2 separate regions of the Homo sapiens genome follow, and region 1 is linked to region 2. The links are chromatin loops, found by intact Hi-C in ENCODE. Cell type or tissue: B cell. All regions are shown on one strand. Each heading gives the region's core, and the rest is flanking DNA. Links, peaks and the distances in the headings are about the cores only. Region 1 overlaps TBC1D24 (TBC1 domain family member 24). Region 2 overlaps NPW (neuropeptide W).

What was found. A loop is a pair of places that touch in the nucleus more often than their neighbours do. Peaks named below come from ENCODE experiments on the same cell type or tissue, not always from the same donor. Only the 100,000 strongest peaks of a DNase experiment are listed, where the experiment ranks them.
Region 1: a loop joins it to region 2, with 4 times the contacts of the local background. A loop is called at or near these places in 4 of 110 quality-filtered maps.

What each region holds. Positions count from the first base shown.
Region 1 is chr16:2,498,553-2,503,899 of GRCh38, forward strand. It overlaps TBC1D24 (TBC1 domain family member 24), which reads left to right. Exons shown (of 8, transcript NM_001199107.2): 5 at 805-868; 6 at 1,283-1,378; 7 at 1,716-1,938; 8 at 2,252-5,347. The coding sequence ends at 2,406. Among named protein-coding and RNA genes, the nearest start is that of ATP6V0C, 13 kb to the right of the region's middle. RefSeq lists an enhancer at 1,542-2,359. In B cell, for the core only: CTCF peaks have their summits at 2,816 (motif pointing left) and 3,017; a DNase peak (open chromatin) is centred at 2,809.
Region 2 is chr16:2,020,391-2,025,748 of GRCh38, forward strand. NPW (neuropeptide W) reads left to right here. Exons shown (of 2, transcript NM_001099456.3): 2 at 143-365. The coding sequence ends at 229. Among named protein-coding and RNA genes, the nearest start is that of NPW, 3.3 kb to the left of the region's middle. RefSeq lists silencers at 138-432, 2,907-3,086 and a cis regulatory region at 2,218-3,907. In B cell, for the core only: CTCF peaks have their summits at 2,884 and 3,083; DNase peaks (open chromatin) are centred at 355 and 2,931; H3K4me3 peaks cover 1,172 bases; H3K27me3 peaks cover 2,748 bases.

The DNA.
Region 1 (5,347 bases), core at 1-5,000, 480 kb after region 2:
CCCACACCACCCAGACTTTGGGGGTCATGGCAGGCGTGCCACAGCTTGGGGCCATGCAGGCGTCGTGAAGACGCCTGGGAGGCAGGATCCCCACCTTGGAGCTCACAGCATTGTCTTGGTTGGGGGACCATGTGGGCGGCAGGTCCTGGCTGTGCTCGCTCCCCACCCTGTCATCCACATGGTGCTCTGTCGGGGGCCTGGGGCATGCTGCCCTCCAGGGTGGTGCTGCCAGGTGCAGCCAGGGAGCCTCCCTCCAGCCTTGGACAGCATGTGGCCGTGGGAGCTCTGGGTTGGGCCTGGGGTGACCTGGGGGTGAGGCAGGCAGAGCTGGTCCAGCCCCCACCCAGCACCGTTCACAGGTTCATAACAACTCAAGCATTTTGGCACAGCTGGAGCCACTTCTCCTGGCCCTGCCAAGGACACCAGCCAAGCTCCAGGCGCCACGTTGGCAGACCAGGGCCTCTTTGGCTCCCACATGCCTGGGCTGCGAGGATGGCCCAAACCTCCCCACCGCAGGGACCTGTTCCTCTGGTTCCTGCTTCCCCAGCCCCTGGCGCTTGGCTCTGCACTGGGGCCTTCCACTGCAAGGCCTCTCCCCTGAGTCACACCAGGGCAGGCTGTCCTGGGGATGGCAGAGAAGGGCCAGGTGAGAAGAACACCTGGGTGAGGGTGTTGTCGGGACCCAGAGAGAAGGAAGCACAGTTCCCAGGTCTTCGCCCCAAGACAGCTGGGGCCAGCGGAGGCTGCAGGAGGCGGCTGGGAGGGTGTGCAGGGTGACAGCTGGCATGCGTGTCTCTACGCCAGGTTCTACTTCCAGTGTGAAGGACATGAGCCTACCCTCTTGCTCATCAAGACCACGCAGAAGGAGGTGAGCAGGGGCCCTGGAGCCAGGGCTGGCTCTGATGGGCTCCAGGGCTGGCTCTGATGGGCTCCAGGGCTGGCTCTGATGGGCTTCAGGGCCTAGGCCTCCTGGGCCAGATCCAGAGTCAGAGCGTGGGTATGGCCAGCACATGGGGCTCATCCCACACTCAGGGCCACAAGGGGAAATGAGACTATCCCCAACACAGCCCCCGCCCACCCTCATTGCCAGCCCCAAGCCAGGGGCAGGGTGCACACACCTGCAACACTGCCTTTCCCACACCACTCCTGCCCTGGGGTGGGGGTGGGAGACGGCAATGCCTGCACCCCCACCTGTGACCTGGGACAGGCCCGTCAGTAGTCTGGAGCACAGGGACGCTCCTGGGGGCCTGCGGGCACAGCCTCACCCAGACCTTTCCCCCAGGTGTGTGGTGCTTACCTGTCCACAGACTGGAGTGAGAGAAATAAGTTTGGAGGCAAACTGGGCTTCTTTGGGACCGGAGAATGCTTTGTGTTTAGGGTGAGTGGGGCCAAGTGTCCCCAAACCCCCACGCAGACCCTGTAGCTGCATCCCTCCAGGAGCACCCGCCTGCCCTGGGGACACTGTTGGGTGTCGCCATGGCAGTCACCCAGCAGCGTCATCGCCCTGTGTGCTTCCGGGTTTGATCATTCAGCCGTGCGCTGCTCCGGGGCAGGGGGCTTCATCTGCTCGAGCCACCAGCTCCCCAGCCCCTGGCTCGGGCTGCACCCACCTTGGGCTCTGGGTGCAGATTCACGGGATGAAACGGGTTGTGGCTCTGGGGCAGAGGGGCCTGCGAACGCCCGCGCCAGCTCCTCACACTCCCCTTCCACCCCAGCTGCAGCCTGAGGTGCAGCGCTACGAGTGGGTGGTGATCAAGCACCCCGAGCTGACCAAGCCCCCACCCTTGATGGCTGCCGAGCCCACCGCCCCACTCAGCCACTCCGCCTCCTCAGACCCCGCTGACCGCCTCTCGCCCTTCCTGGCCGCTCGCCACTTCAACCTGCCCTCCAAGACCGAGTCCATGTTCATGGCGGGGGGCAGCGACTGCCTCATCGTCGGTGAGCGCCAGCAGACGGGGCTCTGGGATGAGGGTGTGGGGTCCGGGCAGCTGAAGCTGCTGCACCCAGCCCTCCCTGACCGGGGTGGCAGAGAAGAGGCCCTGGGTGTCAGGGTGGACCAGGCATGATGGGTGGGAGGGGGCTGGAAGGGAGAGACCAGCCTGGACAGCTGGTCCTGGGGGCTATGGAGGGTCAACGGTCTGTGCGGTTTCAGAGAGGCCCGTGCAGGGCAGGACAGCTGGGACAGCAGGTGAGGTGCCTGGGTCAGTGCTGATAGGGCAGTCAGGCCGCCACTGACCTGAGCATCCTGCAGGGGGAGGAGGCGGCCAGGCGCTCTACATCGATGGGGACCTGAACCGGGGCCGCACAAGCCACTGCGACACCTTCAACAACCAGCCCCTCTGCTCCGAGAACTTCCTCATTGCTGCCGTGGAGGCCTGGGGCTTCCAGGACCCTGACACCCAGTGACGGCCTGTGCCACGGTGACTGAGCCGTGGTGGGGCGGTGGGCCGAGGCTGGGCTGCCGCCTCGGGCAGCAGAGAGCAGATGAAACCCCCATGTGGTAGGCAGGGTTGGGGGACGGCAGGACCCCATGGCCAAGCCTGGCGTTGCCTGGACCTGCTGCTGCCTCTACCTGGGGTTTGGGCTGGGCTTCCCCAGTCCACCTGCATCTGGGTCAGAGCTGGAGGGCCTGCTGTGCCCCCAGCCCCACCCAGAGCTGGCATAGGAAGTACCTTCCTCCTCCGTGGAGGCTTCCATAGCCCAAGGCCTTGGGAGTGTCTGGGTCTTGCTGCCCCTGAGCCTCTCTAGGCAGCCTGAGCCCCTGGGGTGGGAGTACAACGGCAGTGGGAACGTGCAGCTAAGGGTGGGCCTGTGGTGCCCCCTGCTGGTGCCGCATAGCATCGCGCCCTCCTGAGCAGGGCCCTGCAGCCTGGCTGGCTGGCGACTGAATCCCAGCGTAGATCCCGAGAACAGACTGGCACCCTTGGGCCTGCCCCCTGGCGGACCCCACCCCCTGTCCTGGGCGTTTGCCCCAGTTCCCTCCCCAGGCCTCCTGGGCCACCTCTCACATTAACCCTTCTTGGCTGCCTCTGAGGCTCCCCTGGGCTGCGTTTGGGAGCTGCTGGGTGGGAGGAGGAGGGTGGGATTTGTGCTGGGCTCCACCCCCAGGGAGGGTGGGAGCTGGAGGGGGATGTCACATGTCCTTGTGTTTCTGCAGAGCCTGAAGCTTTTGCTGGGCCTCCCTGCGTGTTCCCATCTGAAGAGGTAGCCCCGGGAGAGGCCCTCAGGGACCGACCCAGACCAGCAAGCTCCATTTCCAGGGGTCTGCCCAGAGAAGCCTGGACCCAGGGGGCTTCTCAGCTCCCCTCCCTTCCAGCCCAGGCCTCCTTGAGCTCCTGTAGCCTCTGCAGCTGCCCATTTCACCTCTTTGTCATTGCAATGACCTGGGGCCCAGGGTCACGCCCAAGCCCCTCTTTGTGGCATGCTCATCTCAGTGCAGCCCCAACTGCTTCTCTGCACCAGGCCCCGTGCCCTCCCCTGGCCCTGGCCACACAGCACCTCCTTGGCCACCTTGCATGGATGCATGTCCTCCCTCTGTCCCTCTTGTGGTGCTGTGGCTGGCCACGTGTCAGGGTTTTCTGTGAGCCTCTCACCTTACAGCCTTTGGGCCCCTGGGCCCCTGCCCTGCCTGAGCCCTGCGCTGGCCAGACGCAGGTAGGTGCCAGGGGAGGCCTTGCCTCTGGGCACTATAGGGGGCAGCCCCCTGCCTTGTGACCTCCCTCCATGCCCCATGACCTCCTTCAACTCGTCTTGAGGGTCTGGTCACCACGGAGGGGAGAAGGGAGACACAGAGGCCCAAGTGGCTGTTCTGGGACCATGGAAGCCTGGGTCACAGAGGCAGGTACCAGCAGTCCTGCCCCCACCCCCGTCCCTGCTGGCCTCCAGCCAGTGCCACTTGGAGTCCCCTGCACCGTGCCACTTTCCATCCCCACACCATTGCCTGCTCCTCCCATGGGGCTTTAGCCTCCCCTGACCATCTGCTCATGTAGCCTCTGACTGGGCGCACAGTGGTGCAGGAGGAAGGACCGGGAACCCTGTGTGGCTTTGGGCAAGCTGACAAACCCGTCTGGAACTCAGTTTCCCCAGCTGTGAAATGGGGCCAGTCCCCATGCCCTGCTGTCCTCCTCACAGGACTGTTGAGAGGCTCGCAGGGGGATGGGGTGAATCCCTCTCACGGGGAGAGGTATGGGAGGGAAGTCGCCACTCATCTCAGCCCACCGCAGCCCTCCAGGCCCCCGCCTGAGCCCCTGAGGCCCTCATCTGTACCGCCAGCTTTGGTGTTCATTAAACATGGTCTTGCTGCATCAACTCCAGGGCTCCAAGCTGAGTCTGATCTCTTCAGCCAGAGGGGCCTCCGGGGGCTTCCTGGGCCTACAGCCAAGCAGGTGTGGGAGGCTGCCCGCTGTAGTGCTCACCCACATTCTATGACTGGAATGCTGCAAGCCTCTTCCAGAGGGAGCCCTCCAGGAGCAGGGAAGTCATATCCGTGGACCATTTGTAGGTTTCCCTCTGCAAACTTCCTGAACTGGGTGGTGATTTTTCTGGCGAGTTAAGTCCAGCAGGTTCTGCGTGGCTGCCCCCAGGGGGCCCCACCCGGGCCTTCCAGTGATCTGGACCAGGAAGACGGATTGCTGCTGGGTCATGATTTCCACATCATGAGCGAAGTTCTTTGTTTTTTGTGTGCATGCAAAATATTGTTTCTTTAAATTTAATATCTTTTCCTAACTTTTCTACTAACCTAGAAGGTATGTGTGATTATTATCTTTTTTATTCTTATCACTGTACTTGTTAGTATCTGATATTAGGTATTCCCAAATAGAACATAATTTATTTTGTTAATGTTCTCTATTTCTTCTTGATTATTTATTAGCTTTGGATGTTAAAAATTAGCCAAAAGTGGCTGCTCTGCCTATGAAGTAGCCATTCTTTGTTTAAAAAAAAAAAAAGCCAACATTTGTTGAAACTGCATAATAAATTATCATTTGTTTTTAGAAACATTCAAAGAATTATTTTTTGATTTTTTTTTTTTTTGGGACAGAGTCACCCAGGCTGGAGTGCAGTGGCATGATCTTGGCTCACTGCAACCTCCGCCTCCTGGGTTCAAGCGATTCTCCTGCCTCAGCCTCCTGAGTAGCTGGGATTACAGGCATACGCCACCACGCCCAGCTAAATTTTTTTTGTATTTTTAGTAGAGGCAGGGTTTCACTGTGTTGGTCAGGCTGGTCTTGAACTCCTGACCTCGTGATCCACCCCCCCCTCAGCCTCCCAAAGTGCTGGGATTACAGGCGTGAGCCACCGCGCCTAGCCTATTTTTTAATTTTTTTGAATAGACCACTTTGTGCTGAAT
Region 2 (5,358 bases), core at 247-5,246:
GTTCAGGGGGCACCCTCGGGCCCTTCCATTCCCTGCTCCGCGCCCAGAAGAGCTTTCCCTGGGCAGGCTCGACCCTGGCACCCGGGGGCGGTGGTTGGAGGGCCACAGCCTCCTCCCCACGGCCTTGCTGTGTTCTCGTTAGAGACTTCGGAGAGACGTCTCCCGCCCAGCGGTGGACCCCGCAGCAAACCGCCTTGGCCTGCCCTGCCTGGCCCCCGGACCGTTCTGACAGCGTCCCCCGCCCGCCCGTGGCGCCTCCGCGCCTGACCCAGGAGGAGTGGCCGCGCGCTTCCAGGAGCCGCTCATAGACCCCGCCTGCCGTCCGGTCAATAAAATCCGCCTGACTCCTGCGCCCCCGCATGCGACCCCTTCGTCTGCTTGTGTACTTTGCCGTCTAGCTCAGGGCGCAGACAGGCGCGCCCACGCCCTGGCAAATGTCAGGGGCCCCTCCCTCGCCGACCAGGGGAAGCGCCGGGCACTCAGCATTCATTTCAAACCTGGATCTCCCGGCACCCCCTCCCTCCCTTAGCCAAAGGCTTCCGCAGATTGATTAAGAACCCCTGGTCCCCTTCTTCTGGGTCATGCCCCGGGAGGAGGGGCCCCTCCACCTGAGCCCCACCTTGCTTCTTGCTTTTTTTTTTTTTTTTTTTTGAGATGCAGTCTCTCTTTGTTGTCCAGGCTGGAGTGCAATGGCGCGATCTCGGGTTACTGCAACCTCCACTTCCCAGGTTCAAGCGATTCTCCCGCCTCAGCCTCCTGAGTAGCTGGGATTACAGGCACCCACCATGATGCCCAGCTAATTTTTGTATTTTTGTAGAGACAGGGTTTCACCATGTTGGACGTGCTGGTCTTGAACTCCTGACCTCAGGTGATCCGCCCACCTCAGCCTCCCTCCCAAAGTGCTGGGATTACAGGCATGAGCCACTGCCCCTGGCTGCTCCTCTGCCTTTTTTTTTTTTTTTGAGACGGAGTCTGGCTATGTCGCCCAGGCTGGAGTGCAGTGGCGCAATCTCGGCTCACTGAAAGCTCCGCCTCCCGGTTTCACGCCATTCTCCTGCCTCAGCCTCCCGAGTAGCTGGGACTACAGGCGCCCGTCACCTCGCCCAGCTAATTTTTTGTATTTTTAGTTGAGACGGGGTTTCACCATGTTAGCCACGATGGTCTCGATCACCTGACCTCGTGATCCGCCCGCCTCAGCCTCCCAAAGTGCTGGGATTACAGGTGTGAGCCACCGCACCCGGCCTGCTTCTCTGCCTTTTATCCCCCTCTGCATGCACTTCTGGTCACTGGCTCCAGCCCCCCCACATAAATGTGCCCTGCCATCTTGAACACCGAGGACCTCCATCCACCAGGCCCCCTCCAGTTCCCTTCCCAAGGGTCTGGGCCCCTCCTCCCTCCCGCTGCCTCTTCAACCCTCTCTAATCTTCCCTGGGACTCCAATGACTGTCCTGGACCCCAAACCACCAAGGTCACATGCCCTGATGCAGCCCACCCTTGGAGCCCTCCTGTGGCCATGTGGCAGGGTCCCCCCTTGGGGCCACCCAGCAAGCATTGGGGGAGAGGTGGTCCTGGGCCTGGCTCCAGGATGCCTCTGTGGAACCAGCTCCCCACCCCCACTTCTAGAAGCCCCCCTCCCCTCACTGGTAGGTCCTTTCCATCTCCAAGGTGTGTCTGTCTCCCAAATGTGGGTGCTTTTTATCTCCACCCCTTCAATTCTTTTTCTTTTCTTTTTTTTTTTTTTTTTTTTGAGACGGAGTCTCCAGCCCATGCTGAAGAGGCACTATCTCGGCTCACTGCAACCTCCGCCTCTCTGCCTCCCCGGCTCAGATGATTCTCCCACCTCAGCCTCCCCAGTAGCTGGGATTACAGGTGCCCACTACCACGCCCAGCTAATTTTTGTTTTTTTTTTTTTTGAGACAGAGTCTTGCACTGTTGCCCAGGCTGGAGTGCAGTGGCATGATCTCCGCTCACTGCAAGCTCCGCCTCCCGGGTTCACACCATTCTCCTGCCTCAGCCTCCCGAGTAGCTGGGACTACAGGCGCCCACCACCACGCCCAGCTAATTTTTGTATTTTTAGTAGAGACGGGGTTTCACCATGTTGGCCAAGATGGTCTCGATCTCCTGACCTCGTGATCCGCCCGCCTTGGCCTCCCAAAGTACTGGGATTACAGGCGTGAGCCACCGCGCCCGGCCAACAGCCAATTCTTATGGAGCCCTTGGTTCCATCTAGCCCTCCCTCCGGCTCTGTGCTGGGTGAAGAGGTGGTCACACACCTCACAGGGCAACTCATTCTCCTGCGAGCTCATTCCTTCCCACTCCTGCCCCTGTTCCTCACTGAACCTGACCTCTAAGAACATGGATGTCCTGACCTCGTCACCACCACACCACGCCTCAAGGGCTCCCCACTGCCTATGGGACGATACCCGTGCTCTGGCAGGGCTGGCTCTGTCTGCTCTCACCGCCCCTCCCACTGCCTCCTCCCCCTTCCCCACCGCCTGCTCCAGACTGCAGATTCCAGGACAGCCCGGGACCTCCCCCGCCGAAGGAGGACTCCAGGGCCCCAGGCTGGGTTAAATGTTCTTCCTGGGGCTGCTTCAGCTCTGGCCTCCCCTTGCGCAGGCCAAGGTGCTCAAAGCTCTGTTCTCGCGGGGCTGGCGGGGGGGCGTTCAGTGATGTTCCCTGGTGCTTGCCTGGTCCAAGATGGGGAGACAGAGCCCATGAGAGGCTTCTCTGCCTCCCCCACTCCACACCCTTATTCCCCTGCAGCGCAACCAGGCCTAGGGCGCCAGCCTCACCCCAGTCCCCACCCCACAGGACTGGATCGAGTGGAAGGAAGCCAGATGGGCAGGATCCTGGGGCAACTCCTCGCACGATGCAATGCCACCAGTTCCGGCCAGGTGGCGCTGCGCGGCTACTGTTCCGGGCGGTAGCGTCCGACTCGCGCCTCCAGCAACGGGCGGGGCTAGAGCCGCAGTGGGCGGGGCCACGACGGGTGGGCGGGGTCGCCCCGTCGGCGGCAGCGGTTTCCTGCCTCTCCCCACTCTTGGGTCGTCGCAGTCCCCCGGCCTTCTCTCTCTGTCTGGTCTGTGGGTCTCTGTTGGTCACCTCCTTCTGTCGCGCTGGCTCCGCCTGCTCCAGTTTCAGAATGTAAAGAGAGGCATGGTGCAGCCTGAGGGAAGAGGCCCTAGGCGCGGTCTGGTTATGCTTGAAGGGCCATTAATGTCCATTAGGAAGCCCCGCCTGCCTGAGCAGCTCTGGACCATTACCGGGAGTCGGAATAGTGGCCCCACCCCCAGACAGGGCCCCAGGCCACGGCCACACCCCGGAGCCCCGGTCCAGGTCCAGGCTCGGGCTCCCTGAGATCGCTGGGACCTTGCTGGAGGGATGCGGGTTCAAGGCCCGAAGGAAAGGTCCTGCCAAAACAGGAGTGCACGGGCGGCCCCCACCCCGGTGGACCCCCCACCGACAGCCCAGGGGAACGGCTGAGACCTGCTCTCCCTCTGCTGGATAGGACCCACGCCTGGGTAGCATGCTGGCAGGCGTGGGTTAAGGGGGTTGGGTGGAGAGTTGGGGGATCTCCCAAGCCTCTGATTGCCTCTGCCTTGACTTTCTTCCCTCCTGCTGGGGCCCGGGGAGCCCACGTCACCCACACCCCATCTGCACCCCACAGAACCAGGAAAATAAAGTCCACCCTCCTCTCGATGCTGACCCTACTCCCTCCCGCCCACCTCCCTAGCCCTTTCTTCGAGACACCAAGCACTTTGCGGCCCCTGAACACCTTTGCCCAGGTGCTTCCCTTCGCCTTTCTCTGCCTCCAGCGCAGCACCCATACGGGCCAAGGTCAGCCTCGGACCAGGGCTGAGAGCTTCCGGAGGCTGGCTGGAGAAGAGGCCTGGGAGGGTTTGCCCCCGAGAGCTTCTAGGTCACCCTTCCTCGCCTGTTCCTCCAGGCCCCTGGACTCACTGTCCCCTCTCACTGACTCTGCACCTCCTCTGAAATCGTGACCTCTGGTTCCTCTCTGGCTGCCTCATTCCTCCTGCTCCCTGCTTTGCTAGGCCCACTTCCTTTGTTGCCCGGCCCTTTGCTACTCTGTTACCCTCCTCAGCTCCTTCATGGCTTTGGGGACTCTTTTGTTAACTCTGTAGCAGCAGTGTGTCCGGTGATATTTCCTTGGTTCCTGGCCCTGGTTGTGACCTCATGTCCCTTGTGGCCCCTCCCTCTGCCATGCTGTTCTCCATCCCATCTTTTTTTTTTTATTTGTTTTTAAATTATTTATTTATTGTTTTTGAGATGGTGTCTAGCTCTGTTGCCCAGGCTGGAGTGCAGTGACGCAATCTCAGCTCACTGCAACCTCCGCCTCCTGGGTTCAAGCGATTCTCCTGCCTCAACCTCCCCAGTAGCTGGGATTACAGATGCCCACCACCACGCCTGGCTAATTTTTTTTGTATTTTCAGTAGAGACGGGGTTTCGCCACATTGGCCAGGCTGGTCTCGAACTCCTGACCTCAGGTGATCCACCCACCTCGGCCTCCCAGAGTGTTGGGATTACAGGCGTGAGCCACTGCTCCGGCCCCTCAGCCCATCTTCAGTCACTGGGAGTAGGAATCAGCTGAGTCCTGGGCCAGGGAAGGATGGTGTATGCCCAAGGCTGATCAGGCGTCTGCCCCACCCAGGGCGGGTAAGGTCTGCAAGCCCCCTTACCCAGGGGACCTGGGGCTGCTGGAGTCTCCCATCCAGCCACCTCCCTCGACTCTAGTGTGGCCAGGAAGCTACAGCCTGCCAGGTTTTGGGTGGACCTGGTTGGTGTGGGATGACCCCCTAAGCCCAAACAGGTGTGGTATGTGGGGTGCGTGGTGGTGGGTCACACTGCCCACAGCCATCTTCACAGACTCCAAGGGTGGCAGCACCAGGCTGTGTCCAGGGAGGCCAGCCACAGGCCAGACAGGCAGCCTCTGGACATGCAGACAGAGAGATGGAAGCGGCCGGCCGGGCGGGAGCCTGAAGCAGCCTTACCCAGGAATTGCAGGGGTTGGGGTGGCGAGCAGTCGCGGCGCCTCAGCCTAAGTGGCTTTTAGGGGCAGCTGCCGGGATATGGGCACCCAGGGGGCCATGGCCCAGGAGGCTGCCCAGAGGCGAGCCCTGTGCTTGGGTGGGGGCAGGGGAGCCCAGCCCAGGGCCCCGGAGAGACGAGAGGGAGAGGAGGACTGCGCCAAGCCTGCTTCTACGGCTCACATGGGGAATTGCCTGGGCTGGCTGTGCCTGACCCCTGGGAACCAGGTATGTGCAAGGGGGCCTGGCTGGGCTGGGGAGGAGGGCAGACTGGGGCTGTGCCTGGACTCAGCTACCTTCCTATATTGGA